Regions from separate parts of the Homo sapiens genome. Here all the other regions are linked to region 1. The links are chromatin contacts, found by Hi-C or POLR2A ChIA-PET in ENCODE. All regions are on one chromosome and are shown on one strand. The core of a region is the stretch at or near the end of the contact, and the rest is flanking DNA. Distances in the headings are between cores, read along the strand shown. Region 1 holds the start of TRERF1 (transcriptional regulating factor 1). Region 2 holds the start of USP49 (ubiquitin specific peptidase 49). Region 3 holds the start of KLHDC3 (kelch domain containing 3). Region 4 holds the start of TFEB (transcription factor EB). Region 5 holds the start of PEX6 (peroxisomal biogenesis factor 6).

Region 1 (5,835 bases), core at 567-3,066:
CAATCCACACCCAGCGCCCGGGTGGGGGTGGGGTGGGGGACACTGGCGAAGGTCTGGGTAGCGGGAGGTCATTCTTCTTGCGCGACATTTTGGGGGAAGGGGCGCAATGATTTCCCCCACGGAAAAAAATGGATGGTGTAACTTTCTGTCGTGCAAAAAATACTGTCTTGCCCTCGAGACAGATGCCTCGAACCCGGCTCGAGGTGGTCTGTTTAGCTGAACTACCTTTGGTTCACGTTTCCTCTGACCAGGAAAGAAGCTTGGAAATGCAGGGGTCTCAGGCCAGGTTCCCTGACACCTGGGCCGACCACTGCCACGCCTTCTCGGGACCTGGGGGCCGTCCTGCTGTTGCCCTCCGCCCCCGCCCGCGCCGCGGAGGTTTGAACCTTCGGCTCGCCTTTCAGCCCGCGCCCTGCCCCCTGCTCGCAGCTGCTCCCGGTTTGGGTGCAGCGGTTTCCCCCGCAGAGGAGGAGGAGGAGACAGCGCGAGGGAGCGACTCCGGGCTCGGGTTTCCGCACCAATGCCGAGCAGCCCCGGGCGGCCCCCGGTGGCCGTCCCTCCTCCCCGGCACCACGTTCCACAGTCATGGCGCGCGAGGAGGGGCGAGCGCGCGCGGCGGCTGCACCCGCGCCCCCTCTCCTCCCCTCCCCTCCGCCGCCCGGCCCCTCTCCTAGGCAACCCCCCTCCCCGGCCTGCTGCGCCTGCCGCGGCAAGGGAGACCCCTCCCCAGAGAGCTGCTCTTCCAGCGCGGTCTACTGCACCCCTTCCCCGCCCCCATCGGGGCGGAGGGATGGAGACGCGCGCTTCGCGAACCTCCAGCCCCTTCTCCGGAGCCCCAGCCCTCTCCCAGCCCCACCGAGGCCAGGGTGCGGTGGGGGTAGGCGCGGACCGTCTCCTCGCAGCCCGCCTCGACCTCGGCATCTTTGCAAACACTTAGAAAAATAAACAAACCCCCTCACAAACCCCAGTCGTTAGCTTGCAAAGCGTGTTACAATAACCGGGACGGCTACGCAGGAAGCAATCCTGCACTGGTCCGGGTTTAAGGCGGCAGCTTCCCGGCCACGCTGCCTTCTCCCCGGCCTCGATTTTCCGGCCATGCCGGAGGGTCCGCTGCACCTCAGGGCTGACAGGTCCCGCTCGCGCAGGGCCGCAACTGGGCCCGTGTCCCCCGTCCCATCCTCGTCCAGAGACTCGCCAGCCTACAAAAGGTGCAACCTCACGCACACGCAAAGCGCACAAATAAAGTCAGCAGCGCACCGCCGCGAAGGCTGCGAACAATGCGCCGGGCGGCCCGCGCCCGCCGTAGCGCTGCGCCCCGGGGGAAAGGGGACGCGGGCGGGGGCCGAGGCGGACGACCAGCCGGTCGCGGCGCTGGACACCTTACTTCCTGCTTCCCCGCCCGCGGCCAGACCCAGCTCTGCGGAGGGATATCTCCCCTCCTCGGTCCCTCTCCCTCCCTTCCCCCTCCCTTCCCCCGCCCTCCCCCTCTTTTTGCTCCTGCTCCCCCCCCCCACCCCGCCTTTCTCCTTTTGCAAGAAAATAATTTGACAGTCGATTTGCTGACAAGGGAGGAATTTGCATCCTGGATTTAAAAAAAAAAAAAAGGCCGAGAGGAGCTTGGGAACGGTTGCTAGGGGTGGGTAATGGGTGAAAAAAGGGGGGTACCGGGGAGCGGATAAGGAGGGTTAAGGGAGGGGGCGAGGATGGGGAGCAATGCAAAGGTAAGGCCAGGTTACCGCGGCTCGGCCCCGAGTGGGCTGCGACCGGGGGAGGGGCGAGAGATACATATGTATTTCTGTCTCCCCAGCACACCCCCTTCCCTCTAAGCGATGGCTGAGAGGCGGTGCATGCAGATGGGGAGTAAGTTTCCTGAAGGGGAGGGTGGATGCACGCGCGCAGCCCGGCGCTGCAAATTTCCACTGGGGAGGGAGAACGGCTGGATGCGGAGAGTTTGGAGTTGCTTGCGGCGGAGGGCAGGAAGGGGAGCAGGGCTGGGAAAGGGGGCTGGCGGGCGCTATATCTGGGAGTAAGTTTCCAGCATCAGGAGAGCCTGCACGCTTGCTCACTAGTAAGTTTCTGGCCGGGGAGGGCGCATGGGGAGGAGGAGAGGGAGGGGTGCATGTATATAGAAGGGGGGAGGGGGGAGCAGATTTCCTGCGGGGAGGCTGAATGCATATGGAGAGTAGATTTCCTGAAGGGAGGGTGGAGGCGTAGACGGACCGAGTAAGTTTCTTGCTGGGGTGGTGGAGGAGGTGGTGGGTTGGTGCTTTGGAAACCCAAAGCTTCCTACCCTGGGTGGGGGAGCACACTCTTGTCGGGGGGACGAGGGGCCAGGTTCCCTGCTGGGGAGAGGGGCTTGCATCTGGGGAGTATGTTTCCTGGCGGAGCGATATTTGTTTACAGGCTGAGGGCAGTACAGTAAGTGAGTAGCGCTGAGAGAAGGCGGCTGACATAAATTAATATTGAAATTACTCCATCAGCTCTGCTCGCCCCCCATCTCACCCCCCAAGCGGATACTGGTCTTCTCGTCGGATTGCCCATGCACTTGTTGCAGAAACAGCCAAGGTAGGCAAGAAGCTTATTAAGTTTCATTTTTAAAAAATTAGTTTGGGGATGCTCCTCGAGAAGACGGGGGTGGGGCGAAGTGGGGAGGGAAGAGTGGGGAGACAGAAGGAGAAGTCTCCCCCCCCTTTACTTTCACTATGCAAGCAGGCCTTCTCCCTTCTTCCCTTCTTCCCTCTCCGGGCTGCACAGCATCCCAGCAAAGGGGGAGGGATGAGGTGGGCGCTATAATTGGCAACCCTGGCTTAAAGGTAGTGATGGTGGGCTTGCATTTGAGGTTGTGATGTTATAAAGGCTTCATTCTCCAGCTAAGAAACCGCAGGACTCTGCCTTTTGGGGTTTTTGACATGATACATATGTGTATGTATACGCGCCTGCGGGCTCTGTGGGGGCTGGGTACTCCCCAGAAGTTAGTGTGGCCACCCAGATGGGAGAAATGTGTAAGGGGGTAAACCTGTTCCTTCACTCCCCAACTTCAGTTTGGGAGACTGGGAAGTTACTGCCGGTGGTCTTAAGAAACAGATATTAAAAACCAACCAAACCACTCCTTCACCAGCGGAGGCCGAGAGCACCTGGCAGGCAGCCTCTGGCCAGCACTGGACTGGAGCATGTGCGCCTGCCATCCTTAGGTTACAAGAAAACGCTTTCTGGTTCCTCCGTGTGTCTTCTACCGGCCTGTTAGAGCCAGCTTTGTGGAAACTCTTCCCCAGACTAGACGCAGCTTTGGCAAGTGCCAGTACTGAAGGGGATGGCTTCAATTCAGCATGGCCTGGGCTGTCTTGTGAGTGCGTGGAAGTCGTGCTTAGGAATGACCGCCCCTGTAGTGGCTAAAGAGTTCATTAAAAAATATCTCCTGAAAACCGGTCCAGGTGCACTTTTCAGCAGGTCATTGAGGAGAGTTTTAAGAAGGGGAGTTTTAAGTTGTCCCAGTTAGCACCCACCTTCTGCATCACTGACCCTTTTAAGAAAGGAGTTTGGCGATAGGAAGTGTGGTGTTGATGCTCACTGACTGGAGAGGATAACAGCAGGAGTCCTCAGTGCTTAACTAGTTAACCAGCAGCCTTTGCCTCTCCTTGCCTCTGTTTTCTTGGTCCTCAGCCTACTGGTTTCTGCAGAAGAGTTGTAGGTCTTAGCTGTCAGCTACCTTGATGATGCTGGGAGTTTTAACTTTGCTAGGATAATTTTAGCATCTCGGGTCCAACCCGGAGACGTTTAGTAGGGTTAGGGAGTAGCCACTAGGCAGTGGGGTTAACTGAGGTTGGTTAAGCTTTCTGCAATTCTGTAGACAGGCTCTGTTCTAGCAGGGTCGAGAAAAATGGGTTTTAAAAAACTCGCTACACATTGCTGATGGAGAGTGCTTTTTTTCTTTCCTAACTGTCGTCAGATTTCCAGATTGAGGGTTGATATTTGGCAGTTTGAGAGTTGAGTTAGTTGGGAATTAAATATTATTGCTGCTTATCAAATGTTCCTAACTAGGCATTAGTTAAGCAAATTAGCTATTATTTTTACCTGATGAAAATCTGAGTCTGGTTGTTGTATTTGCTGGGAGGGTAAACAAAATCTTTATGTATGTTCATTCCAGGGTGGAATTATTTACATGCCTAGCCTCAGAGCCAAGAGCAGTCATTCAGGTTTTTTTCCTTATATTTATGAGATTTATTTTATTGTCTTGCTTTGGCCATTAATCAAGTCACAGTAGTTTTTTTTTTTTTTCCTCTTCTACCGAGAATGTTCTTGCGGTAATAAAGGCTTGAAGGCCCATGAATCATAATTCGTTCTTTTTAAAATATTGTGGTGATTGTCAGGATCTGATTTATAGGAATTGATACCCGGAGTGACACACCTCTCTGGGCTCCGCCCTTTTAGGCATGTCCATTTTCGCCAAAGGATTGTTTAGAAGCCAGCTTGACATCCCAAAAAGAGCATTTCCCTTCTGCTGTATGAGAAGATTAATTTTGCAGGTTCCATAGTAAACATGGGTCTTTTCACAGCTTGGTAAGCAGGCTTCCACATAGCAGGCATGTGTTATTATCACATAGCATTTATGTGAGCTTGCTGTGAAAACAGTTGTTCTATGAACTGTGTGGAAAGTACTCAGTTTTGCCTCCTATAACCGGCTTGGGCCTGTGGTTTTTGTTGAGTTAGGAACTTAAAGTGTAAAAGAGGAGACAGACTGCAGTGTTCTTTGCTGCTTGTATAATAAAATGTGTGGTCACAAAAAATAAAGCTTGTTTATGATTTTCTTTTTCTCCTTCTTTAATGGGTGGGTTGGTTATAATAACCGAAAGCGTTATTTTTTTGACAAATGTAAGGATTCTCTGTGAAGCTGATTAGCCAGGAAGTGTTAAAATTGTCTTGTGTTCAATAGTTGGCTTAAGTTTACAGTATTGGTAAAGTGACAAAGAACTTAAAGTAGTTTGATGCTCAAGGCTAGGGGAAACATCACTGGAAAGAAAGGTGGGGAAGGTACCAATTTCTAGCCATTTCTGGGCTTTGGATTTTTTATCTTAAAAGTGCGTGGTTTGATCCGTGAGTTCCCTTCCGGCTCTGAAATTCTGTGTCTTGTAAGCGAGGTCTCCAGAGGTCTTGACAGTCTCTTCCTGAGCCAACGGCCAATTGCTTCATGGACTTGGGTGAGCTGATTAACTTCTGTTTTTGTCTTCTCATGGAGAAAGTGGATTTGATCCTTGGTATTCCAGAAAGGTCTCTTGAGTGGCCTGGTGATCTTGACCATCAAACACAAGGAAATACTTATGAATAAATGTCTGCCAGTGTCTTGGACAAAAAATTCTCAATTCTATGCACTAACAGAGAGTGCAGCATGTACATATCCTAGGTACCAAAAATAATTTCTGTTCATCTTAGAAGTTTCTTCTCCAGCCAGTTGGTTAACTTGTCTAATCCTTGGTCAAGTCTAAGGTTAACCAAGCTCTTATTCCCAGGCAGCAGGAGGAGATAGCTTTGGGGAGAAACTGGAGACCAGAAAGCCCAGTGTGGCTTTGCCTGCTTTCTGTGGGTAATTGGGATTTGGCTGAATATTTGTGATAAGGTTCATAATAATGATATAGTATCATTTTTATCACCAGGATTCTCTGTATTTCACTATGGGCATTTTTGGGAGAAGCTCTTGATGTTTTTATTGACTTTGGACATTGCCATGAAAAGTAAGGATTTAGGGCTGGGCGCGGTGGCTCATGCCTGTAATCCCAGCACTTTGGGAGGCCGAGGCAGGCGGATCACCTGAGGTCAGGAGTTCAAGACCAGCCTGGCCAA
Region 2 (5,683 bases), core at 2,445-4,944, 560 kb after region 1:
TTATTTATTTTTATTTTTATTTTATTTTATTTTATTTTTTGAGATGGAGTCTCGTTCTGTCGCCCAGGCTGGAGTGCAGTGGCACCATCTCGGCTCACTGCAAGCTCCGCCTCCCAGGTTCAAGCAATTCTCCTGCCTCAGCCTCCCGGGTAGCTGGGACTAAGGCACATGCCGCCATACCCAGCTAATTTTTTTTGTATTTTGAGTAGAGATGGGGTTTCACTGTGTTGCGCAGGCTGGTCTTGAACTCCTGAGCTCAGGCAATCCGCTCACCTCGGCCTCCCAAAGTGCCAGGATTACAGGCATGAGCCACCGTGCCCGGACTTATTTTAGTTTTGTGAGACAGAGTCTTGCTCTGTTGCCCAGGCTGGAGGGCAGTGCCATGATCTCGGCTCACTGCAACCTCTGCCTCCCTGGTTCAAGCAATTCTTGTGTCTCAGCCTCCTGAGTAGCTGGTATTACAGGCATGCGCCACCATGCCCAGCTAATTTTTTTATTTTTAGTAGAGATGGGGTTTCGCCATGTTGGCCAGACTGGTCTCGAACTCCTGGCCTGAAATGATTTGCCCACCTTGACCTCCCAAAGTGTTGGGATTACAGGCATGAGCCACCGTGCCTGGCCCACTACCAGTCTTATTAGAAAAAGTCATGGGAAGCTATCAAACTTACATTGGGAGATACAAGTCAGTTGTTAGAAATTCTGTTTGACTTAAATGCTTGAGTTTTATCAGGCCGGGTGCGGTGGCTCACGCCTGTAATCCTAGCACTTTGGGAAGCTGAGGCGGGCAGACTGCCTGAGCTCAGGAGTTCAAGACCAGCCTGGGCAACATGGCGAAACCCTGTCTCTACTAAAATACAAAAAATTAGCTGGGCGTTAGTGGCGTGTGCCTGTGGTGCCAGCTACTCAGGAGGCTGAGGCAGGAGAATTGCTTGAACCTGGGAGGCAGAGGTTGCAGTGAGCTGAGATCACGCCACTCCACTCCAGCCTGGGTAACAGAGTGAGACTCCGTCTCCAAAAATAAAAATAAAGGCTTGAGTTTTATCATAACCGACAATGCTATCAGGCTCTACTTTATTTTTAAGAACATGTCTGCCAAATATCCAGTGAACAACTAGTCTGTTAGCTGTTCTTTCAAATAAAAACGGTGTTCCATGAAGAAAGCTATTAATTCAGCTCCAAACTCAAATTGCAAGAGTGCTTTTCCTCAAGACAAATGTTGTACTTAAAAGTGCTTGATGCATACATACATGCATTTAATCACATAAACGTGTACTTAAATAAAACAATTTTTATTGTCTTCATCAAAGACCTCTTAAATGAAACAGGTGGTTTTTTTTTTTTTTTTTTTTGAGACAGTGTCGCACTCTGTTGCCTAGGCTGGAGTGCAGTGGTGCGATCTCGGCTCACTGAAACCTCTGCCTCCCAGGTTCAAGTGATTCTCCTGCCTCAGCTTCCCGAGTAGCTGGGATTACAGGTGCGTGCCACCACGCCCAGCTAATTTCTGTATTTTTAGTAGAGAGAGGGGTTTCACCATGTTGGCCAGGCTGGTCTCGAATTCCTGACCTCAAGTGATCCACCTGCCTTGGCCTCCCAAAGTGTTGGGATTACAGGTGTGAGCCACTGCACCCATCCGGCCTGAAACAGGTGTTTTTTTACTGTAGCAGTGAAGAATACCTTGACCTCTAGCACAACTTGGTGCAGTTGCCTTGATTTGTGCTAAGGCAGCAGTTTTACCCATTGCTACTTTTGTATCATTGTGCAAATATCATCACAGTGACAATGCAGATATGTCTCAGTATTATTAGGAAAATCGTTTTGATCTCAGGCACCCCACTATCCCCCCAGCCCAAAGGGTCTCAGAGATCCCTAGGCCTTTCCAGGCGACACTTTTTTTTTTTTTTTTTTTTTTTTGAGATGGAGTCTCACTCCGTTGCCAGGCTGGAGTGCTGTGGCACGATCTCAGCTCACTGCAACCTCCAACTCCCTGGTTCAAGCAATTCTCCTGCCTCAGCCTCCTGAGTAGCTGGGATTACAGGCACACGCCACCACGTCCGGATAATTTTTGTATTTTTAGTAGAGACGGAGTTTCACCATGTTGGCCAGGCTGGTCTTGATCTCCTGACCTCATGATCCACCTGCCTTGGCCTCCCAAAGTGCTGGGATTACAGGCGTGAGCCACCGTGCCCGGCCTCCAGGCCACATTTTTGAGAACACTGATCTAATACATGCTCACATCACTGAGAAACTTTTCCTCCTGTATTGCTATTCTGGGAGCATCCCTTCCATTGGAAGTTTTAAGTGGCTCCCAAATTCTTCACTCAGCAAAAGCACCTTGTTATGGAACTAACATTGAATAAGTAACAATCTTTCTTCTCCAAGAATTTTCTTGGGGATTGTTGAGTAAGGGAATAAGACATATAATTAGAGTTATAATGTTAAGAATTCCTTAAAAAGAATTATGTTAACTGTGATGGACGACAAAGGGAGAGCTAAATTCTGAATCTAACTCTGAGGCCTTGAACCTCATGATAAATCCCGACCAAACCAAATTGAAACACTCCACTTCCTCTCCTTCTATCAAACCTCTTTTAAAAGTGCAAGTTGTTAATAAATTGCCTACACAGCGCTTGGTCCAGGCATTGTAGTTTCCCCCTTCCTATTGTGTGTGGTGTTCTTTTTTTTTTTTTTGTGCTTACCTAGTTCTCCTGTTTACAGGTGTGTAACTTGAGCCACTACTATAGCTAATGTCTGTTTCTTTTACTTGTCCTTATATTTAAATGTAAGTCTTTATCTGCCTTAGCTATGTGTTGGGTGTTGAAATTGTTGATCTTATTTTGGGAGACTCCCATCCCCTCCCCCCACTACCACCCCGCAAGTAGTTTCAAGACAGTGCACCTAGGAGACTGCTTAACCTAAGCCTTTTGTAGCTTAGGTGCTGTTCTGTTTCCCAATGGACCACTACCAAGTCAGTCTGGTTTATTTCCCAAGCCTTACAATCTGCTGAACTTCTTCAGTTCCGGCAGCGATCCTCTAACTTGTGGGGGATTTCCATAAAACAGCTGAATCTCTCTTGGGTCATCTGTGGCAAAAGCCAGACACGTGCTCACCCGCCTGGGAGCCAATAGTAACTTTTGCAAACGCTGCCTCCGGAAACCCCACGGTTTGAGGGCTGCTGCTTTAGGAACAACACAGAAATAACGTCTTTTAACAGAATAAAACAAAACATACGGACGGGATAGTGAGAAAGCCTTTGTCCTTCGCAGTGGGGAGAGGTGTTAAAGGTGAACCGAAAAGAGTATGGGAAACTCATGTAAAATACCTTTACAGTTCCCCGGGAAGAAGGGGGCGGAGATGGGCTCGGGAGCGTCTCTGGCCCTTTAAGGAGGAGGGACAGACATAAGAGTCTGTACCTTTAAGAGTCTCTTTGTCTGGAAACCTTCTTATTTACCCTCCTGTGCTTCAACCAAACTTCGACCAGCTATTCACAACGTCCCCCTACGCCGCCGCCCCTTACGCCAGGCTCAAAGCGGCCGCGCGTTTGTGGCTGACCCTAAACTTTGCGCCTGCGGCGCGAACCCTCGGAACGGGTGCCGGTGCCGGGGTCGCGGCCCAGCGCTGCGCCGTTGGCGCAATGCAGGGCCTGAGGGGCGGGGCTCCAGCGGGCGGGCCAATAGACGGGCAGGGGGCGGGGCCGTGTTCGGTTGTCTCGCGCCCTGGTGACAGCTCGCGCGTGCTGATGATGGCGGTAAATAGAGGGGGCCGGGGGAGGGGACGGAGGAGGTGGGGAGGCAGCAAAGTGGGTAGCTCCAGGGGGTAGGGGGAACGGGGGCCGGGGAGGCCGCGACGGCCAGGGAGCCCATTCTAAGACTCGGAGGCGGGGATAGGAGTCTCCGGCTCACTAGCCCTCCCCTTTAAAGAAGCAAAATCCTCACACACCGGGTGAGGGGCGACAAAGGCAGCGCGCGCCTCGCGGGCGGGAGGAGCGGCGGCAGGGGGCGGGACCGCGGCGCCGGCGGGCTGGGGGCGCCCGGGGCGGGGGCGGCGGGAGGCGAGAGCCGGGAGTCGGGGCGCGCGGGCGCCTTATTTTGGCGGGGTGGGCGACGGCTGGGTTGGGGCAAAAGCGTTGAAGGGAGAGGGAAAGGAAGGCTTGGAGGCGATGAGGGGAACCGGGTTGAGAATGAGATGAGGAGGATTAAGGGGAGAAAGGGTTAGAAGCCAGGGAGAGGAGGAGTGAGAAAAAGCCAGCCAAGGAGATAGGAAGGAGGCAAAAGCCAGGGTGGGCGTTAAGGAAGCCGGGCAGGGAATGAGGTTAGGGCTGGGGAAAGGGATCCTGGGGTTAGGTGTAAGAGCAGGGGTTTGAAGGGGAAATCTTCGTAGCGGGTGGTGTTGGGGTGAGGGGTACCGGGGTAAGTGTTGGAAGTGGAAGACAAGGAGGGGCAGAGCTGGGGTAATAGTTGGGAGTAGGAAAGAGAGAGTGATTAAGAGCCAGACGTGACGAGGGTGTGAACTAGTGCGGAGCGAGATGAGCTGAAGGACTGGGACCAACGGTGTGGTGGGAACTGCTGGCGAGGTTCTGAGAAAGGAATGGGTTAGTGGGTGGGCGATGGATGTAAATTCTGTAAAGTGAGGGAGGGCAAATGAGACCTGGACTGGAACCAGGTGGAGTCAGGAATAAGAGTGTGGTGGAAGGGCGAAAGGAAACAGATAAGAGATGGGTGTCTGTAGGACGATTCTGGGACCAGAAGAGCTGAAAGGAGACTAGAGTTAGGGTGTAAGAAGTGATGGCCATCTGGGACAAGGATAACTGGGTAATTACGTTAATTGAAGAGGTTCAGCAAGATCCAAGGTGAAAACAGTGAGGTAAAGAGACAGGGCTAAAAGCAAATGGTGAGAGGAGCAGGAAGAGATGGGCCCCAGAATTTAAAGGATGAGATGGGGAGTAAGGGAAGAGAGGGGGCTAAGAGAAGCTGGGGGAGTCCTGATGGATGTAGAACTGGGGTAGACTGCAGGGGGGTGGGAATCGAATGTGCGTGTTATGGGGAGTTGCTCCAGAAGGTCTGCAAGGGTCAGGGCAGAAATGCTGTAGTGAAAGATCAAGTGTAAGAGAGCCTTTGGTGCAGAAGACGAGGAACCATGGTGAGTGAAAGGGGACCTAGAGACAGGGGTAAAGACTAAAAAGTAAGGGCAGAGGTGGGGGGTGCAGGAAAGGAATTCTTTGTTGAGGAGAGAACTGTGTGTTGAAACTGTGAATCCTTTTGTCCCTAAAAGTAGGAAATTCCAGAAACCTCTTTCTCTCAAGAAATCTTGAATCTGCTTCCACCCTTCATTGCTTTTGATTTGACTTTCCTGTCCACTTTGAAGAAATGAGACTCATTTTGATTTGATTTTTTTCTTGTATGGATGATAAAGTATAAACTCTGGGTGTTGAAAACCTCTGCATTTCACTAGTGTTGTGATAATTCGGGGAAAGGGTGTGCTTATTTAGGGTGTACTCGTGTGATGTGATAGTTTTAGTGTTGTAGGAGTGTTGCACCTGACAAGTGCTGGGCTGTGTTTTATGGACAGCATTTTCATTTTCAATGGAGAACGCACTGTTGTTGGGATAGAGAAAGATGAGAATCTGTTTCTTTTGATTAATCAACCAGATTTCTGCTTATTGTTTTCAGTTGCTGGAGAATGTTAA
Region 3 (5,145 bases), core at 726-3,225, 560 kb before region 1:
CAGTGGCTCACACCTGTAATCCCAGCACCCTGAGAGGCCGAGGCAGGTGGATCACGAGATCAAGAGACGGAGACCATCCTGGCCAACATGGTGAAACCCGTCTCTACTAAAAATACAAAAATTAGCTGGGCACGGTGGCGCGCACCTGTAGTCCCAGCTACTCAGGAGGCTGAGGCAGGAGAATTGCTTGCACTCGGGTGGCGGAGGTTGGAGTGAGCCGAGATCACACCACTGCACTCCAGTCTGGCGACAGAGCGAGACTCTGTCTCAAAACAAAAAAAAAGGGGAAGGGAGGCAAAAAATGCCCTTGGGCAGGACAAGAGAAAGATCCAGCATGAGAAGTCATGGTCTTTTTTTTTTTTTTTTTTTTTAGATGAAGTCTCGCTCTTGCCCCCAGGCTGGAGCGCAATGGTGCAATCTCAGCTCACTGCAAACTCTGCCTCCCTCCCGGGTTCAAGCGATTCTCCTGCCTCAGCCTCCCAAGTAGCTGGGATTACAGGCGCCTGCCACCATGCCCAGCTAATTTTTGTATTTTTAGTAGAGATGGGGTCTCACTATGTTGGCCAGGCTGGTCTCAAACTCCTGACCTCAGGTGATCCACCGTCCTCGGTCTCCTGAAGTGCTGGGATTACAGGCGTGAGCCACCATGCCCAGCTGGTCATGGTCTCTTAAACACAACCTGTCAACCTAGTGGCACGTACACCTGGGTACATCTGAGGTTTTTTCAGGCAAATCCTTGCAACTGACAATGCTTTTGCTGGCAAGCATCTCCTGAGTTTGGGTGTATCATCATCTGCTCCCTGTTTAAGAAGCCCTGGCAGAGGAAAGGGCCAGGCAAAACCTCAGGCACTAAAACAGCTCAAATAAGGGAGGCCCCTTGCAGGAAAGAGACATGGCTTTCAGCTGGCTTGCTAGTCCCACCCACCCAACCTCCCCCAACTCCACACCCTAAGCTTTAAATAGCCATGGGACCCATCCTGAAATAGCCCCAGCAGGAAGCTACTCTCACTTCATTACTCCCGCTCTCCAAAATATCTTGGGTCTGGGCTTGTGGAGACTGTTAGGAGGTCGATGGGCTTAAGAATGGAAGTCTTCCATCCTCCCTTATATTCTCTATTCTTCCCTTCAGATATGTCAAGGTAAAGTAAAATATGCACAGGAGAGGAGATAAGCAATTCCAGCCAAAGGTGGAGAAAAAAAATTTTAGTTTCTCTGCCATATAAACAACTCAAATTCAAGGAGAACAAGCCCCCAGGCGCTCAGGGGCTCCTCTTATCCCTGGGTCTCCCCAGTCCTCCATCACCACCAAGCATTTTCAAACTTCTTCTATTCCCTTAATGTATCTACCCGCCTGGTCTCTTGCATTTTTTATTCCCCATTTCTCGCCCTTCTTGATCTCGTGAGAGCTTTGCAGTTTTCTCATTTTTCCTTCTCCTACCATTCCAAGCTCCACCCAACAGCCCTCCATTTTCCCACCTCCACTAAGGAAAGAAAAATTAGCATGCACTGACCACGATACCCCTCTCTGCATATGACTCTATCCCTGTCTTCTTCCAGACATTCCGGCCTCCCCTAGCCCACCACGCCAGACACCCCTCCCCTTCCATTATGCTCAGCTTCCCTGTTTTCATGGCCCAGTCTTCCTTCCCATTTCCTTCATTGCTTCCTCCAGACACCAGGTCTCTCCTACCCATCTCCTCGCCATCCTCCCCTAGCCCTGCTTTCCCCATTAACACTCTCCTTTCCCATCATCCCCCTAGCTCCCTCCCCACCCCCACCTCATCACTCTCAGGCCCCTCCCCCGCCACTCCAGCTCCAGACAGCACGTCCTAAGCCCCCTAATTCTCCCTTGCCCTTCTACCCATCCCAGGCTACCTGCCAGGCCGAGCCGGGGCGGGGCCGCGGGTCCTCGAGCTGCCTGCAGCCTAGAACCCGTTGCGCGCCAACCGACGCCTTAGTCCCCAACGAGATAAACACAGCCAAGCTCGGTTCTTCCGGCGGGCAGCTGTGCGCGCACGTGCAGTCGTAGCTAAGTGCCGGAGGCATTTCGGGACTTGTAGTCCATACGTTTCCTGAGGGACGAGAGGGCTGAGGAGTGGGCAGGGGCGTAGGAGAGATTCTGCGCATGTGCAAATATGTGTCGAGACCGAGGAGGCCACTGGGTAATGCAGTCCTTTGTTTTTTGGGCTGGGAATGACGGAGGCGGGGCAAGGGGCGGACTCCTCGTCCTCGCCAGCGTCAATCATGGATATGGGGCGGGGCTGGAGGACTAGGCACCTCTGCACGTCCTGCCCCGCCGGAAGTGGAGGCCGCGGGCTCTGAGCGGGTGAGGCGCGCGGGAACACCGGCGCCGGGATTCGGATGGGGGCGGGTGGGGGACGCTGCAGCTGGGGCCATTTGAGGGGAGCCCATGGGGCCTGAAAGGCATCTGTCAGGCGGTACAGAGGGGGTCCTCTAGGAGAGGGGAGAAGGGGGCGGGTACGCCGACCTGTTTAGGGGAGTCTGATGACCCAGAGTTCCCAAGTCGCGGGGGAGGCGTGGCGCGGGGAGCCGGGGTTCTGGAAGGGGTGTCTTTTAGGAGGTGGCAGGGCCTCCGGTTGGGCGTTTAACTAGGAAGTGGCGGAGCAAGTTGGTGGGGCCTGGTTCAAGATAAGAACCCCGACTTAGGAGGGGGAGGAACGAGAGGCTGGAATTGGGGCGGAGGGGTGGAGGATGCAGGAGCCTCGGGGAGGAGCTGGTTTTTTGCACGCAGGAGACTACAAGGAGATGATGAGAGGATGAAGATGGGCCTGGTTTCATCCGATCCCTGTCCTACCGCCTCCCTGTTCTTGCAGCCCCTGCCCGGATGGCAACAGTAGTTCTAGGAGGAGACACCATGGGCCCTGAGCGTATCTTCCCCAATCAGACTGAGGAACTGGGACATCAGGGCCCTTCAGAAGGCACTGGGGATTGGAGCAGTGAGGAGCCTGAGGAAGAGCAGGAGGAAACGGGGTCGGGCCCAGCTGGCTACTCCTACCAGCCCCTGAACCAAGATCCTGAACAAGAGGAGGTGGAACTGGCACCAGTGGGGGATGGAGATGTAGTTGCTGACATCCAGGATCGAATCCAGGTAGGGTGGAGGAGGGATGGTTCCTGAACAGGTGAAGCTGGGCTCCCTGAAAGCCTAGACCCAAACGGTCTTCTGTGGCTCTGCAGGCCCTGGGGCTTCATTTGCCAGACCCACCATTAGAGAGTGAAGATGAAGATGAGGAGGGAGCTACAGCGTTGAACAACCACAGCTCTATTCCCATGGACCCAGGTAAAAGATCATTCTTTCATTCTGGAATAATTACTAAGGAAATGAACTGGCATGAGTCAGTAGAAGGAAGTTTCAGAGGAAGACCCTATCCTAAAAAGATAGTTTGTAAACTAAGATTTTGTAGACTTCAGAGTCCAAGTGAAATGCTCTTTTGCTAGCTTTGGGGATGGGCAGGCTTGCCTTAAAGTAACAAGGTGGATTTGGTGACCCTAGCAGCCCAAGGGCTCTGGGTTGATTCGGGGATTGGGGAGGGGAGCTGGTCCCATTATTTCTATGCCTGAATGGCCTCTGGCTCTGATTTCAGAACATGTAGAGCTGGTGAAAAGGACAATGGCTGGAGTAAGCCTGCCTGCGCCAGGGGTTCCTGCCTGGGCTCGGGAGATATCGGATGCCCAGTGGGAAGATGTGGTACAGAAAGCCCTCCAAGCCCGGCAGGCATCCCCTGCCTGGAAGTGACCACAGTGAGAGCTGCCTTATATTCCTACATTCCAGGCCAGAACCAGCACAGGACTGAACACATCCCTGGTTGTAATGTCCATTTCCATCTTCCCCGTCTCCCTTTCCACATCAAGGCACATCAGACTTCTCAGAGACCCACTTTATTCAGTTCTGTACATATGGGGACATCGGTCCAAGCCCAACCCACCTTAGCATGTATCACTCTGTGGAGAATAAAGCACCCTATGTACACAGCCAAAAGCCGCACTGCCTGCGCCCCTGGAACCTGGGTCCGGCCTTCCTCAGCCCCTGGCCCCTCCAAGGTACCTATAAGGGACAAGAGAAGGCCTGCCCAGCATAGCACAAACAAGGAAATAAATAGGTGTTGGCAGGAGCCATGCTTGGGGCACCGCTCCCTGCTTCCTTCTTTCTAGTTTTGGGAACCAACAGCACAGAAAAGCAGTCAGCCCCAGGGTGGTCCCTTCCATGTCTGTGACCCCAGGGCTGCTGCTCACCAAAGACAGGGCACGGGGTAGGGTGTTTATTCATCCCTCCCCGGCCCCACTTGGTCCATCTGGGCCCTATATTCATCAGTTATTGTCCACAGCCTATACTTTTCTCCTTTTGACCTCCCTTGGTCAGGCATGGGGTAAGAAGAAATAATACAACCCTATCTGCCAGCACACGGCTGGGACTGGGGGGCCTATTTGTGCTGCAGGGGGGTTGGCTTCCCTTCAGCTACTCTGGGACCAATGGGGCTTGACATAACTTTGGTGAGAATAATCTCCTGCTGTTCCCTACATGCCTCTGCAGGGGAGAGAGAGGAGGGGAGATACCTGGCGTTCAAATGAGGATGAAGGGAAGAATAGAGGAGCGTATGTATTCCTGTGTGTACTTCTCAGAGCAGCCTCAGGTAGCTGTGGGTGAGGAGCAGGTAGGGGACAGGCATCCCCAGGTTGTCTGAGCACTAAGCATCTTAGTGCTCAGCCTGTACTAGCCACAGGGAGGCATGAACACCTTTTGGGGAGAAGAGGGACCATTCTGTGGGTGTCCCTGCTTCAAGTGCCCACATCCCCCTCCCTTGAGTAGCTAGAGAGGCGCTGCCTTCCCCCAAGACAGCCAGTAGGGAGCAGAGTATGGAGGGCCAGGGCAGTGTCCCAGGGCTGTGTGGGCTGTGGCCCTGTGGTAGGAACGTGAGGGGTCAGAGAGCCTCCTGGCTGGCAGTTAGGAACTCTTCCGCCCGCTTGTGCGCCTCCAGTGCCTTGATGGTGTACACGTCCTGGGGCAGCTCCGACTTCCTCCGCAGCAGCACTTTCTCCTTCTTGATGTCTTTTAGCATCTGTGTGTGAATAGGGACAAGGTGAGGAATGGTGACCAATTCCCAGTGAATTCTATTGTTCCGTCCCCTT
Region 4 (5,985 bases), core at 68-2,567, 720 kb after region 1:
TGTCTTCCTCAGGTCCTACTATTCCGTCTACGACTTGGGCAACAACAGAGTAGGCTTTGCCACTGCCGCCTAGACTTGCTGCCTCGACACGTGGGCTCCCCTCTTCCTCTTGACCCTGCACCCTCCTAGGGCATTGTATCTGTCTTTCCACTCTGGATTCAGCCTTCTTTTTCTGGACTCTGGACTTTCTCTAATAATAAATAGTTCTTCTTTATGTTGGTCATCCTGTTGTTTTTGGAAGGGAGTTTTCCCTGAGTGGCTACAAGGTTTCCTGGTGGGTCACTGTGATTCTAAGAGAAATGGGACCTAAGGCATGGCTTGGGATGGGCTCTGTAACCCTCAGAGCTTAAAGTTCATACTTTTCCCCTGGAAAGGGAAGACAGTGGTAGCGCCATCATGGGTGGGTGGGTGGCGGGCCGGGGGAGAGTGTTCCTACTTGAGTCACAGAGAAATCGAGCCTATTTGCTGGAACCAACTCAGCAAGGGATCTTGTCCCTTTGGACTTCATCCCTGTCCTCCTCAGGAGCCTCTTAGCAAAAGATCCAGAAACCAGGAGCAACATTGTATGTGGGGAAGGAGGAGAGAGAGGAAGAAAAGGAGGAGGGGAAGGAGAAGAAAAGCAGGGGAGGGGCTGGGGGAGGAGACAGGGAAAAAGGGGCGGGGAAGAGGAGAAAGTAGAGAATGATGCCTCCGCACCCTGTGAACTTCCAACAAGGGAAGGTGACATGAAAGGAGCTCAGACAATTTCTGTCCAGCAACATGACAGCAAGCTCAGGCTGGTGAGTGGGGCGTGAATGTAGAACCCATAATGGGGGCAGGCTGCCTTCTACTGTCATATTTTACCCTGTACTTCGCCAGGCTCACCCTGGCCTTGCCCCTTATGATCGGGGCAGGGATAAAAGTGCAAGATCCAGGTCCTGCACCCTACTCCTGAAGAGAAGCTGGAATTTGCCACAGGTGGAGTTTCTATGGCAACAGCACACCATCTGGGACCCTCTCTTTCTTAGACTGCCGAAGGACAGCAGGCTGCAGGTTCCTTTTAGGGGGTCGGACAGGCTACAGAATGTATCTTAGTGAGCCCTGGTTTGGGACTTTACTGAGAGGAGAAAGAAAACTTGCAAAGAGGTAGAAGTGGATCAGAGGTTCCAAGTCAAGAGCCTCTTTCCCTGTAAGCCTTAGTCCGCTGAGCGGGACTACAAATCCCGGCGTGCCTAGCGGGACTGCAGCGAGAACTACGCTTCCCAGTGGGCGCCGAGGCAGAGCGGCTGGGAGGCGGGGCGGGTGCTGCCCTCTGCCGGGCGCGGAGGGAAGTGTGCGTGGAGTGACAGCCGGAGCCCGGGCGCCGGGCGCGGGGCTCGGTGACAGCGGAGGCGGCGGCCCGGGCGGGACGCAGGGAGCGGCCGCGGCGCCGACGGCGGCGGGAAGGGCGGACGGGGCGGGCCTCCCTGGTGGCACGGGGCCGGAGCAGGCCGGGAGCAGGTGGCGGGCACAGCTTGCGGGCCAGGCACCCGAACTTGCGACAAGTTGCCGGAGCCGCGGGGCGCGGGCGGCGGACAGATTGACCTTCAGAGCGAGGTGAGCGGGACCGGGGAGCGAGAGGCACGAGGAGGGCCCGGGACCCCCGACCCAGGCTCCCTGGCCCCTATCCCGTGGGTCCCGGAGACAGGTGGGAGGGTGGGGGATGCCGGCAGGAGAGGGAAGCAGGACCGTGCGCGCCGCCACCCACCCGCAGTCCGTCCGCCCCCGGGCGCCCAGCGCGTGGCCCGAGCGGCGCTGCCCGCCGAGCCGGGAGCCCCCTCGGCCCCTCCCTTCAGGCGCGGGCCGGGGGCGGCTTCTCCGCGACCTTATGTAACCGGGCGGGAGGGGCCGGGCGGGCATGGGCCTTCCCGGCCCGGAGCTGGGAGTCGAAGGGGCGGGAGGCGTGATGGTGAACTCGCAAGAAGTTTGAGGGACGCGCGGGCCCCGCGCCCACTCCCCCTCCACCGGACACGGCTGGGGCCGGCGATGCCTGAGAGGGGGTCGGAGGTAGGGGAGGTGTGCGGGGGCTGAGTCTGGCCAGGCCAGCGGGGGGAGTGGGAGGGCCAGAGCGGCGCCACGCCCCGGGGGCTGGGCTGATGGGGGGGCGGGTGGAAGTACCATCTCTCCCTCCCTTCCCGTCCCTTCCTCCAGCTCGGTCTCTTGAAGAAGCCGCCCCTGGCCCCGTCCCCTCGAGTCCCTGGGCAGTCTCTTTCTCCCCGTGGGTTATTCTATGACCCTGGGGAACACCAACCCCGGAGCGCTCCCTCCGTGCGCCCCGTTGTCTGCCTCCCCCCGGGTTCCCAGCTGCCTGCCCGCCCCCCGAGTTTCCCCCTCCCCCCGTCTCGGTCCCGAATCCCGGAAAACACGCCCCCTTCCCCCCGATCCCCCGAGTCCGTGCCGCCCACCCCTGGGCTGTCCCGACCAGCTCTGGCCCAGCGCGTCCGCTCGCCTCCTGGAAGGGAGCGGGCAGATGCCAGCTCGGCCCCCTCCCCGCGCGGGGTTCCGGCTTCACGCACGGCTGCCCCGAGCTGCTCCGGGCTGCGCGAGCAGGTTCGCGCCGCAGCCGCCTGGCGCGCCCCAGCCCCGCGCCCCGGGTGAGGAAGGGAGGGAGCCCGGGGCGGGGCTTGTCTGCGCGAACCCCGCTGGGCCCAGGCCCCCGCCCTCCGCTCTCCGCCAGCCCCTGGCCGCTGCGCCTTCCCCCGAACCCCCCTCAGCTCCAGCCGTCGTTCTCTCGCCTGTCTGTTCTGGGGACGGTTCAGCGCGGAGCTTCTGCACTCAACTTGAGCGCAGTTTTTGGCTTAGAGCTCGCTGGGGAAGTGCAGGTTAATTACTGCCCAGCTCCCATCCTCTGCCCTCCCCCCATCCCGAGTGAGGGGCTGCTTCATCCCTCAGGGAAAGGGACAAGACGGATGCAGGCCCCCAGTGACACCTCTGGGGTGTGGCCTCAGGCCCCTGCACCCGCCCTGGCCGAGATTCCATTGGCCCAGACCTGGCACTGTTGGGCAGCTGGGGATGAGGTTGGAGGCTGGTCTCTGGTTTCCTTCTGGGTGGACAGATGCGGATGCGCTCGGTTAGAACGCAGTTCTTGGTGCCACGACTGGGAGACAGTCCTCAGGCCCTCCCCTCAGGGAGCTCACTGTCCGGGGAGGGACAGCCAGCAATAGTTCCTGGCCGGCCAGGAGAGGCAGAGGCAGAGGAAGGGAAGGGTCAGCTGCCTTGAGGTCCCTGCCTGCTAACCTGACGGTATGCTTTCACCATGCCGGTGACCCCAGCCCCAGGACCACGAGCAACTCGCCTGGCTCCCTTCTCTCCGTCTGCCTCCTGGCCGCGGGGCCCGGAGAGCTGGGAGCCAGAGGGTGTAAATGAAGGGCAGAGCTGTTTGGGTGACTCCATGCTCTGCTTCTCCCCGAGGGAAGCCAATGGTGCTTACCATTTACAAGGCTTGTTACAGCTGCAGGGTTATTTTGTCCTCAACTCAGCTCTGGGAGACGGAGCCAAATGGGGACCCAGGTATCTTGGTTCCGGGTGCCCTGGAAGGAGTTCAGGGGATAGGGCAGGGGACACCCTAGGTGGGCACTGAATCTAGGGAGAGCCAACTGGGCTTTTACGGGCTAATGGCCTGGTGACTCACAGTCAGAGGTGGGCAGGGAGTGGGCCAGGGCAGGCAGGAGCCCTTCCAGGGTCCCACGTGCGCTGTCACAGGCCTCCTCAGCCTGTTTCTGGAAAGCTGAGAAGTAGGTGGAAGGGGACTCCCACCCCTCAAGTCTGGCTGCCCTTTGAGGGTCTAGCTCTTGGCCCTGAGCCCTCCTGGGGCTCTGTTTATGACTGTAATTGCATCATTAGCCAGAGTTAATAGAGTTACTTAGCACCTGCCCCCACAGGGAGTAGCCCAGCCACCCCCTGGGTTCTGTCTCTTCCTTTTCAAAGTCAACTCGGTTTCTGCAGGCAACAGGGGTTTCCCCAACCACAGCTGTCATGAAAACCAGGTTGGGCCTTTGTCCTGGGGATGGAGGGCAGTCAGCACTTGGGGCCTGGCTTGGGGCTGCCCTGGAGATGACCATGGAAATTGGGTTGGCCTCCTCTGATCGGAGGGTGGGAGTTCAGGGTTCCCAGAGCTGCCAGAAATGTTCACGTCCCAGGACGCAGTGAACATATATGCATGTACAGTGTGGATCCTCATCTGAGAGGAGGGAGATGAAAACACACCCACCTCACAGGCTGTTGTGAGGACTAAGGGTGCGGCAGTGCCTGGTACATGGTGAGTACATGATGTTGCTTTCTGGGTTGGTGTGGGGTTTATGTAATGGTTGTGAGTTTGTGTGTGTGGTTAAAGTGTCTAGGAATGTGGGTAGAGATGAACTGTGCATGTGTGTCTATGAGAGTGTAACAATAAAACAAGATTATATTAATAGAATATTCATCTCTTCTTTTATGCTATACTAGAACAATATTATAATAAGATTGATTATACAATAGTTGCCAACATTTATTGTGTGTTTAGAGTGAGGTGGGAATTACTGTTTGCATTACACTTACTTACTCAGAGAGGTTAAGCAAGTCACTTAAAATCACACAGCCTGGAAGTGACAGGATTGGAATTTTAACCTAGGTCCAATTGACTCCAAAGTCTGTGTTCTCAGTCCCTAAAGAAGACCACTTCTTCAAGGGGTTTCCCAGGAGTTCTCTCTTAAAAGGTGGGGGTGTGGTGGTCTGGGGACCTTCTTTTCTCTATCCAGGGTTTCCTGCTCTAAGCAGATCTTTGGGAGGCCTAGGTGGGAGGATCACTGGAGCTCAGGAGTTCGAGACCAGCCTGGGCAACATAGCGAGACCTGGACTCAATTGAAAAAAGAATTTGTATGAAAAAAATAAAAATAAAAAAGCAGGGTGGGAACTTGCTGAGGCCCCTGTCTGAGCACCATACCTGTTTCCTGGCCTTTCTTCTGAGCTGCCAGCATGGGTGACCAAAGGACCTCCGGCTGGAACCTGTCTTGACTGGCCAGGGAAGGAGACTGGTTCAGGCAAGACTTCCTGGGCTTCTTTGGAAGCCCCAGACACCCAGGAAGGGAGGAGGCATCCTTACTGATGGCCTTCTAGGTGCCCGGCTTTGTGCCATGCATTCCACGTCCATTAACGTACAGTGCAGCCCTCAGCAGGCCCTTGTTTAATCAGATGTGCAGAAGAGGCTGTGGGGATCATTGGGTGAGAATGGGACGGCAGTAAAGTCATAAGAGCACTGGACCAGGAGTCGAGAGACCCCACTGTGCCTCTCACTGGCTGTGTGGCTGGGCAGGTCTCTGCTTTGTTCAGCCTCAGTTTCCATATCTGTGAATCTGGATCATCTGTGGGATTCCCTCCAAAGCGAACCTTCTACAAATCTTTGCCAAAGGCACCGGGGAGGAAGAAAAAGGAAGAGAAAGCAAGGGGTGGTGGGGGTGGGTTGTTAGGGGTGTTTGGGAGATGCTGCAGTCCGCAGAATTGAGCTTTAGCTAAAGACTGGTCCTGGTGAAGCAACCAGGAAGTTTTTCTTGGGACAGCCATAGCCACTATATATTGAGCACTGGACCAGTGTCACCTGGTCAGGGGGTTGTTGAGAACGTGGGCTCTGGGGCCAGGCTATGTGGCTTGCACAGCTCTGCCACTTAACACTGTGTGAGCCTCGGCAAGCTGCTTAACCCCACTGTGCCTCAGTTTCCACACCTAAAAAGTGAGGGTTCTTGCAGCACCCACCTACTAGTGCTGTCGTGAGGGCTGAGTATGCCGATATTGATGCACATGTAGTACTTAGAATAGCGCCTAATGAACTGTTATGACTCAGTGAGTTATTTATTTCTCATTCTTAAGTGAGGAAATAGAGGCATGGAGAGCTCTAGGGAAGGAATAAAGACCTATGGGTTGCAAACAGGCCTCTCCATGTGTCTAATGTTCTCTGATGTAATGCTTTACGTGGGGCTTCCCACCACTCTCTGT
Region 5 (5,740 bases), core at 1,171-3,670, 530 kb before region 1:
CAAGGCCTCAAGGAGCACTATAGTCCTGAGGCCTAGAGCTTGCCTGCTACTGAGGAAAGCAGGCATATCCTCTTTAGGCCCATGTACCATCTATCTAGCCCTTGGTTCCTCTGGGACATAGGGGACCAAGAAACATATAGTAGCACTACCAAATGGGAACTTTCATCCATGTGAATCTAGGTACCTAGAACATTCTTTATTTAGTTTTTTTTTCTTTTAATTTTATATATTTTAAGAGACAAGGTCTTGCTCTGTCACCCACTTGGAGTGCAGTGGCACAATCATAGCCTCAAATTCCTGGGTTCAAGTGATCCTTCTGCCTCAGCCTCCCCATAGCTGGGATTATAGACACAAGCCATGGTTCCTGGTTAGTACATTCTTGCATGCTATTTTATTTATTTTTTTCTATTATTTATTTTTTTGAGACGGAATCTCACTCTGTCACCCAGGCTGGAGTGCAGTGGCGCAGTCTCGGCTCACTGCAAGCTCTGTCTCCCGGCTTCACGCCATTCTCCTGCCTCAGCCTCCCGAGTAGCTGGGACTACAGGCACACACCACCATACCCAGCTAATTTTTGTATTTTTAGTAGAGACGGGGTTTCACCATGTTGGCCAGGCTGGTCTCAAACTCCTGGCCTCAAGCAGTCCACCCACTTGGCCTCCCAAAGTGCTGGGATTACAGCCATGAGCCACTGCGCCCAGCCCCTTATAATATGCAAATCTAATAGTTTTCATATATTTGTCTTTCAAATTTTCAGGAATGTATAATGTACAAAATAGAAGACTGCCTCAAGAAGAAAGGAGAGATGGAGAAAGCTGAGCAGTAGCTGAAAGAGAATGTAAGGTCTAGAAAATGGAGATTGGCACCATCCAATTCATTTATTGTAAGTGAAAATAATTGTTAATAATTGGAAATGCAGTGGGACATGATGGCTTATGCCTGTAGTCCCAGCACTTTGGGAGGCTGAGGCCTGAGGATCTCTTCAGACCAGGAGTTTGAGACCAGCCTAGGCAACACAGAGAAACTCTGTCTCTACAAAAAATAAAAAATTAGTCCAGGCGCAGTGGCTCATGCCTGTAATCCCAGCACTTTGGGAGGCGTAAGCAGGTGGCTCACTTGAAGCCAGGAGTTCGAGACCAGCCTGACCAACAGGGTGAAACCCCGTCTCTACTGAAAATACAACATTAGCTGGGTGTGGTGGCACACACCTGTAATCTCAGCTACTTGGGAGGCTGGGGCAGGAGATTCTTTGAACCTGGGAAGCGGAGATTGCAGTGAGCTGAGATCGTGCCATTGCACTCTGGCCTGGGCAACAAGACCGAAACTCCGTCTCAAAAAAAAAATTGGCTGGGTATGGTGGCGTGTGCCTGTGGTCCCGGCTACAGTTACTCGGGAGGCTGAGGTGGGAGATCACTTGAGCCTGGGACGGTAGAAGCTGCAATGAATGGGGATCGTGCCACTGTACTCCAACCTGGGTGACAGAGTAGGACCCTGTTGCCATAAAAAAGGAAATGTGGCCTACCACTAGCTGAGTGTCTTGTACAGAACAGTGGAGGTGAAGAGAAGGATGGAATCTAAATAACAGCACACGCAGGAAGTCGACTGTTGGTGTTATGCTGACAGAAGCCTTGAACTCCTTTCCTTCTGCCTGCTCTGCTGCCTGCCCCGCTCTAGGATAGAAAGTGAATGGGTTTCCGATCTGCAAGGATTTGGGGGGGGGGGGTGAAAGAAAAGCTGTTTTGTCTTCAACTTAAGTTTGGTGGGAGTAAAACAAACAGAACAATGAACAGGGCAAGAAGTCCTGGAACATGGGTTTTGTGCCAGATGTGCTGGAACATGTGTGGTGGCACCAAGCACTCCAGGGCTGTATGAATCACATCTAGTAATTCACTCAGCAGCCACTATATACCTATAAGCAAGTGTGAGACAGTTTTCTAATCCTGCTACTCCCTCCTGCAACCTTTCCTGCAACCCTCAAACCTCAGTGCTCACAGTTCCACAGGGGAAGCTGCAGGAGCTCCGCAGAGGAGCGGACTCCTTCCGAAACATTTCACCTAGAGCTCCCAGTACTGGGCCCAGTCATCCCGAGCATGCTGACTGTTCATTTATCAGTCAATAAACTGTTACGTTCATGCCACGGGGAAAAATAGTTAAGAGAACATTACTTCCGTAGAAGGCAAAGATAAATCCCTTAAGCACAAGTTCAAATGGCGCATGGGTAAACGCTACGCAACCGCAGCGATGAAGGTTACTGCCTATCGAGGCACGACGCAGATCAATCCGAGGCGCAGCTAACCCCCTCAGAGCAAGTTCGCGGCACCCGACCCCCCTCCCCTTTTCCTCTGGCCTCCCCTGACGGAAGCGGAAGCGGCCCTCGCGCACACTAGTCGTCTGGCTCTCTGGCTCCGGAAGCTGCGCTCCTTCACCCTCCTCGTTGGTGTCCTGTCACCATGGCGCTGGCTGTCTTGCGGGTCCTGGAGCCCTTTCCGACCGAGACACCCCCGTTGGCAGTGCTGCTGCCACCCGGGGGCCCGTGGCCGGCGGCGGAGCTGGGCCTGGTGCTGGCCCTGAGGCCTGCAGGGGAGAGCCCGGCAGGGCCGGCGCTGCTGGTGGCAGCCCTGGAGGGGCCGGACGCGGGCACCGAAGAGCAGGGTCCCGGGCCGCCGCAGCTACTGGTTAGCCGCGCGCTGCTGCGGCTCCTGGCACTGGGCTCCGGGGCCTGGGTGCGGGCGCGGGCGGTGCGGCGGCCCCCGGCGCTAGGTTGGGCACTGCTTGGCACCTCGCTGGGGCCTGGGCTCGGACCGCGAGTCGGGCCGCTGCTGGTGAGGCGCGGAGAGACCCTCCCAGTGCCCGGACCGCGGGTGCTGGAGACGCGGCCGGCGTTGCAAGGGCTGCTGGGCCCAGGGACTCGGCTGGCTGTGACTGAGCTCCGCGGGCGGGCCAGACTGTGTCCAGAGTCTGGGGACAGCAGTCGGCCCCCACCCCCGCCCGTGGTGTCCTCCTTTGCGGTTTCTGGCACAGTGCGGCGACTCCAGGGAGTTCTGGGAGGGACTGGAGATTCACTAGGGGTGAGCCGGAGCTGTCTCCGTGGCCTTGGCCTCTTCCAGGGCGAATGGGTGTGGGTGGCCCAGGCCAGAGAGTCATCGAACACTTCACAGCCGCACTTGGCTAGGGTGCAGGTCCTAGAACCTCGCTGGGACCTCTCTGATAGACTGGGACCCGGCTCTGGACCGCTGGGAGAGCCCCTCGCTGACGGACTGGCGCTTGTCCCTGCCACTTTGGCTTTTAATCTTGGCTGTGACCCCCTGGAAATGGGAGAGCTCAGAATTCAGGTAGGATAAAGGACTGGGGTCAGGAGTGCTTCCTCTTTCTTATACCCTCTTCTCTGTCTTAGGTAAATTGGAAGATTTAGGACTCGTGCCCCATATCATCCCGGACTTTGAACATAATGTTTCTAGCCGGGCGCGGTGACTCACGCCTGTAATCCCAGCACTTTGGGAGGCCGAGGCGAGCGGATCACTTGGGGTCGGGAGTTCGAGACCAGCCTGACCAACATGGAGAAACCCCGTCTCTACTAAAAAAATGTAAAATTAGCCGGGCGTGGTGGTGCATGCCTCTAATCCCAGCTACTTGGGAGGCTGAAGCAGGAGAATCGCTTGAACCTGGGAGGCGGAGGTTGCGGTGAGCCAAGATCGCGCCATTGGACTCCAGCCTGGGCGATAAGAGTGAAACTCTGTCTCAAAAAAAAAAAAAAAAAAGCATAATGTTTCTTAGCCTCATTTATCTATTTTCTTTTTCTTTCTTTCCTTTTTTTTTTTTTTTTTTTTTTTTTGAGATGGGGTCTTGCTCTGTCACCCAGGCTGGAATGTGGTGATGCGATCTCGGCTTACTGCAACCTCCGCCTCCCAGGTTCAAGCGATTCTCCTGTCTCAGCCTCCTACTACTGGCTCGCGCCACGACGCCCGGCTAATTTTTGTAATTTTTAGTAGAGACGGGGTTTCACCGTATTGGTCAGGCTGGTCTCGAACTCCTGACCTCAGGTGATCCACCCAAAGTGTTGGGATTACAGGCGTGAGCCACCTCACCCGGCCTATTGATCCATATTCTGTAATCAAAATATCATAAGCCTCCATAATGTAGTGGGGCATACAAAAGGCTTTCATCCATTCAGGTGAAAGGTGAAGTTTGGGTGTGGTGGTGCATGCCTGTAATCCCAGCTACTTGGGAGGCTGAGGCAGGAGAATTGTTTGAACCTGGGAGGTGGAGGTTGCAGTGAGCCCAGATCACACCACTGCACTCCAGCCTGGACGACAGAGCGAAATTCTGTGTAAAAAAAAAAAAAAAAAAAAGTGAGGTTTCAGATGTGTATGTTAATCTACTCAATCTAATTAGTTTATTGAATTGCTACAATGTATTCAGTATTGTGCTTTATAATATGGAGGATGATGTCTCTGTGCTTTTGCTCATTCTTATCCTTGACTTCAAATTGTTTCCTATTATTCTAGCCTCATCTGTTAAAATCCTACCCTCCTTTCCCTCAAGAGCCATCTAAAGATGACACCTTTATCACAAAGCCTTTCATGATCTCACAGCCACGAATTTAGAACTTCCTCCTATAGCATTTTCTATCTTTTTTATGGCATTTATTTTATTCTATCTTGTTATGATTACATAATCTGTTTAATCCCCAATTATATATTGTAAATACCTTGAAGGAAAGGAGTCTTTATTATCTTTGGTGCCTGGTGTTTAGTTTTAATATTTTATTAAATACATCCAAGGAAAGTTTTTGGTTTCTGCCTTTACTTCAAGAAGAAAGTTGTAGAACAGATAATAGTTGTTCCATTTCCATGGGTTACTGAGTAAAGACTCACCAGTTCGCCATAACAGACATAAGAGTGACAAAAAAATAAACCTTCATTGTGTAAAAAAAAAAAAGGCCAGGCGCAGTGGCTCATGCCTGTAATCCCAGCACTTTGGGAGGCTGAGCCAGGCAGATCACTTGAGGTCAGGAGTTCGAGACCAGCCTGGCCTACATGGTGAAACCTCATCTCTACTAAAAATACAAAAATCAGCCCAGTATGGTGGTGCACACCAGTAAACCCAACAACTGGGGAGGCTGAAGCAGGAGAATCGCTTGAACCTGGGAGGTGGCAGTTGCAGTGAACCCAGATCACACCACTGCACTCCAACCTGGGTGACAGAGCAAGATTCTGTCTCAAAAAAAGAAAAAAATGAAAGTTGTGTTTAGGGGGACAAATACAGTATAGTGTTTAATTAAGGACCTAGATATATGGTTTAGATGGTGCTGTCCAATATGGAAGCCACCAGCCACTTTGTGGCTTTTTAAATTTTTAAATTTAGTTAAAACTAAATAAAGTAAGCCTGGCTAACATGGCGAAACCCCATCTCTATTTTAAAAAATACAAAAATTAAATCCCAGCACTTTGGGAGGCCAAGGCAGGCAGATCACAAGGTCAGGAGATTGAGACCATCCTGGCTAACACGGTGAAACCCCGTCTCTACTAAAAATACAAAAAAAAAAAAAATTAGGTGTGGTGGCACATGCCTGTCGTCCCAGCTACTCTGGAGGCTGAGGCAGGAGAATCCCTTGAACCCAGGAGGCGGAGCTTGCAGTGAGCCGAGATGGTGCCACTGCACTCCAGCCTGGGTGACAAGCGAGACTCCATCTCAAGAAAAAAATAAAACCCACAAAAATTAGCCAGGCATGGTGGTGCAC

The links. A loop is a pair of places that touch in the nucleus more often than their neighbours do. ChIA-PET counts read pairs that join two places held with the same protein, here RNA polymerase II (POLR2A). Pooled maps may share reads with other maps.
Region 2: a pooled map shows a loop between it and region 1 (11-fold over the local background). The contact joins the promoter of USP49 here to the promoter of TRERF1 in region 1. A Hi-C loop is called at or near these places in 7 of 50 pooled maps. POLR2A ChIA-PET finds 5 or more read pairs at or near these places in 3 of 52 experiments (WTC11 and activated T-cell).
Region 3: a loop to region 1 is called in a map with no recorded cell type, with 13 times the contacts of the local background. The contact joins the promoter of KLHDC3 here to the promoter of TRERF1 in region 1. A Hi-C loop is called at or near these places in 1 of 37 single-sample maps with no recorded cell type and 5 of 50 pooled maps. POLR2A ChIA-PET finds 5 or more read pairs at or near these places in 1 of 52 experiments (CD4-positive, alpha-beta T cell).
Region 4: a map of OCI-LY7 shows a loop between it and region 1 (6-fold over the local background). The contact joins the promoter of TFEB here to the promoter of TRERF1 in region 1. A Hi-C loop is called at or near these places in 2 of 168 maps with a recorded cell type or tissue (OCI-LY7 and naive thymus-derived CD4-positive, alpha-beta T cell) and 11 of 50 pooled maps.
Region 5: a pooled map shows a loop between it and region 1 (5-fold over the local background). The contact joins the promoter of PEX6 here to the promoter of TRERF1 in region 1. A Hi-C loop is called at or near these places in 6 of 50 pooled maps. POLR2A ChIA-PET finds 5 or more read pairs at or near these places in 2 of 52 experiments (T-cell and activated CD4-positive, alpha-beta T cell).

Annotation. Positions count from the first base shown.
Region 1 is chr6:42,447,907-42,453,741 of GRCh38, reverse strand. It overlaps TRERF1 (transcriptional regulating factor 1), which reads left to right and starts at 1,816. Exons shown (of 18, transcript NM_001395490.1): 1 at 1,816-2,068; 2 at 2,481-2,565. LOC124900214 (arf-GAP with GTPase, ANK repeat and PH domain-containing protein 2-like) reads right to left here and starts at 1,382. Exons shown (of 4, transcript XM_047419627.1): 1 at 1-1,382. The coding sequence starts at 921. LOC107986596 (a long non-coding RNA gene) reads right to left here and starts at 1,382. Exons shown (of 5, transcript NR_171668.1): 1 at 1,117-1,382. RefSeq lists silencers at 362-801, 1,272-1,351.
Region 2 is chr6:41,893,386-41,899,068 of GRCh38, reverse strand. It overlaps USP49 (ubiquitin specific peptidase 49), which reads left to right and starts at 3,694. Exons shown (of 8, transcript NM_001286554.2): 1 at 3,694-3,745. RefSeq lists enhancers at 3,297-3,486, 4,421-4,935 and silencers at 3,536-3,828, 3,617-3,856.
Region 3 is chr6:43,011,079-43,016,223 of GRCh38, reverse strand. KLHDC3 (kelch domain containing 3) reads right to left here and starts at 1,975. Exons shown (of 11, transcript NM_057161.4): 1 at 1,876-1,975. It overlaps MEA1 (male-enhanced antigen 1), which reads left to right and starts at 2,278. Exons shown (of 4, transcript NM_014623.4): 1 at 2,278-2,438; 2 at 2,835-3,109; 3 at 3,196-3,298; 4 at 3,603-5,081. The coding sequence starts at 2,411. The coding sequence ends at 3,754. PPP2R5D (protein phosphatase 2 regulatory subunit B'delta) reads right to left here. Exons shown (of 16, transcript NM_006245.4): 16 at 3,882-5,075. The coding sequence ends at 4,938. RefSeq lists enhancers at 2,027-2,146, 4,110-4,610 and a silencer at 2,357-2,406.
Region 4 is chr6:41,730,940-41,736,924 of GRCh38, reverse strand. TFEB (transcription factor EB) reads left to right here and starts at 1,317. Exons shown (of 9, transcript NM_001271944.2): 1 at 1,317-1,575. It overlaps PGC (progastricsin), which reads left to right. Exons shown (of 9, transcript NM_002630.4): 9 at 1-214. The coding sequence ends at 73. It overlaps MIR10398 (microRNA 10398), which reads left to right and starts at 3,315; the gene lies at 3,315-3,371. RefSeq lists silencers at 1,159-1,628, 1,669-2,198, 2,329-2,768 and enhancers at 3,419-3,528, 4,019-4,068, 3,425-4,121, 4,139-4,218.
Region 5 is chr6:42,975,861-42,981,600 of GRCh38, reverse strand. It overlaps PEX6 (peroxisomal biogenesis factor 6), which reads left to right and starts at 2,420. Exons shown (of 17, transcript NM_000287.4): 1 at 2,420-3,332. The coding sequence starts at 2,451. LOC124900215 (a long non-coding RNA gene) reads left to right here. Exons shown (of 2, transcript XR_007059580.1): 2 at 758-1,059. RefSeq lists silencers at 161-379, 1,618-1,814, 2,469-2,848 and enhancers at 2,009-2,058, 2,219-3,160.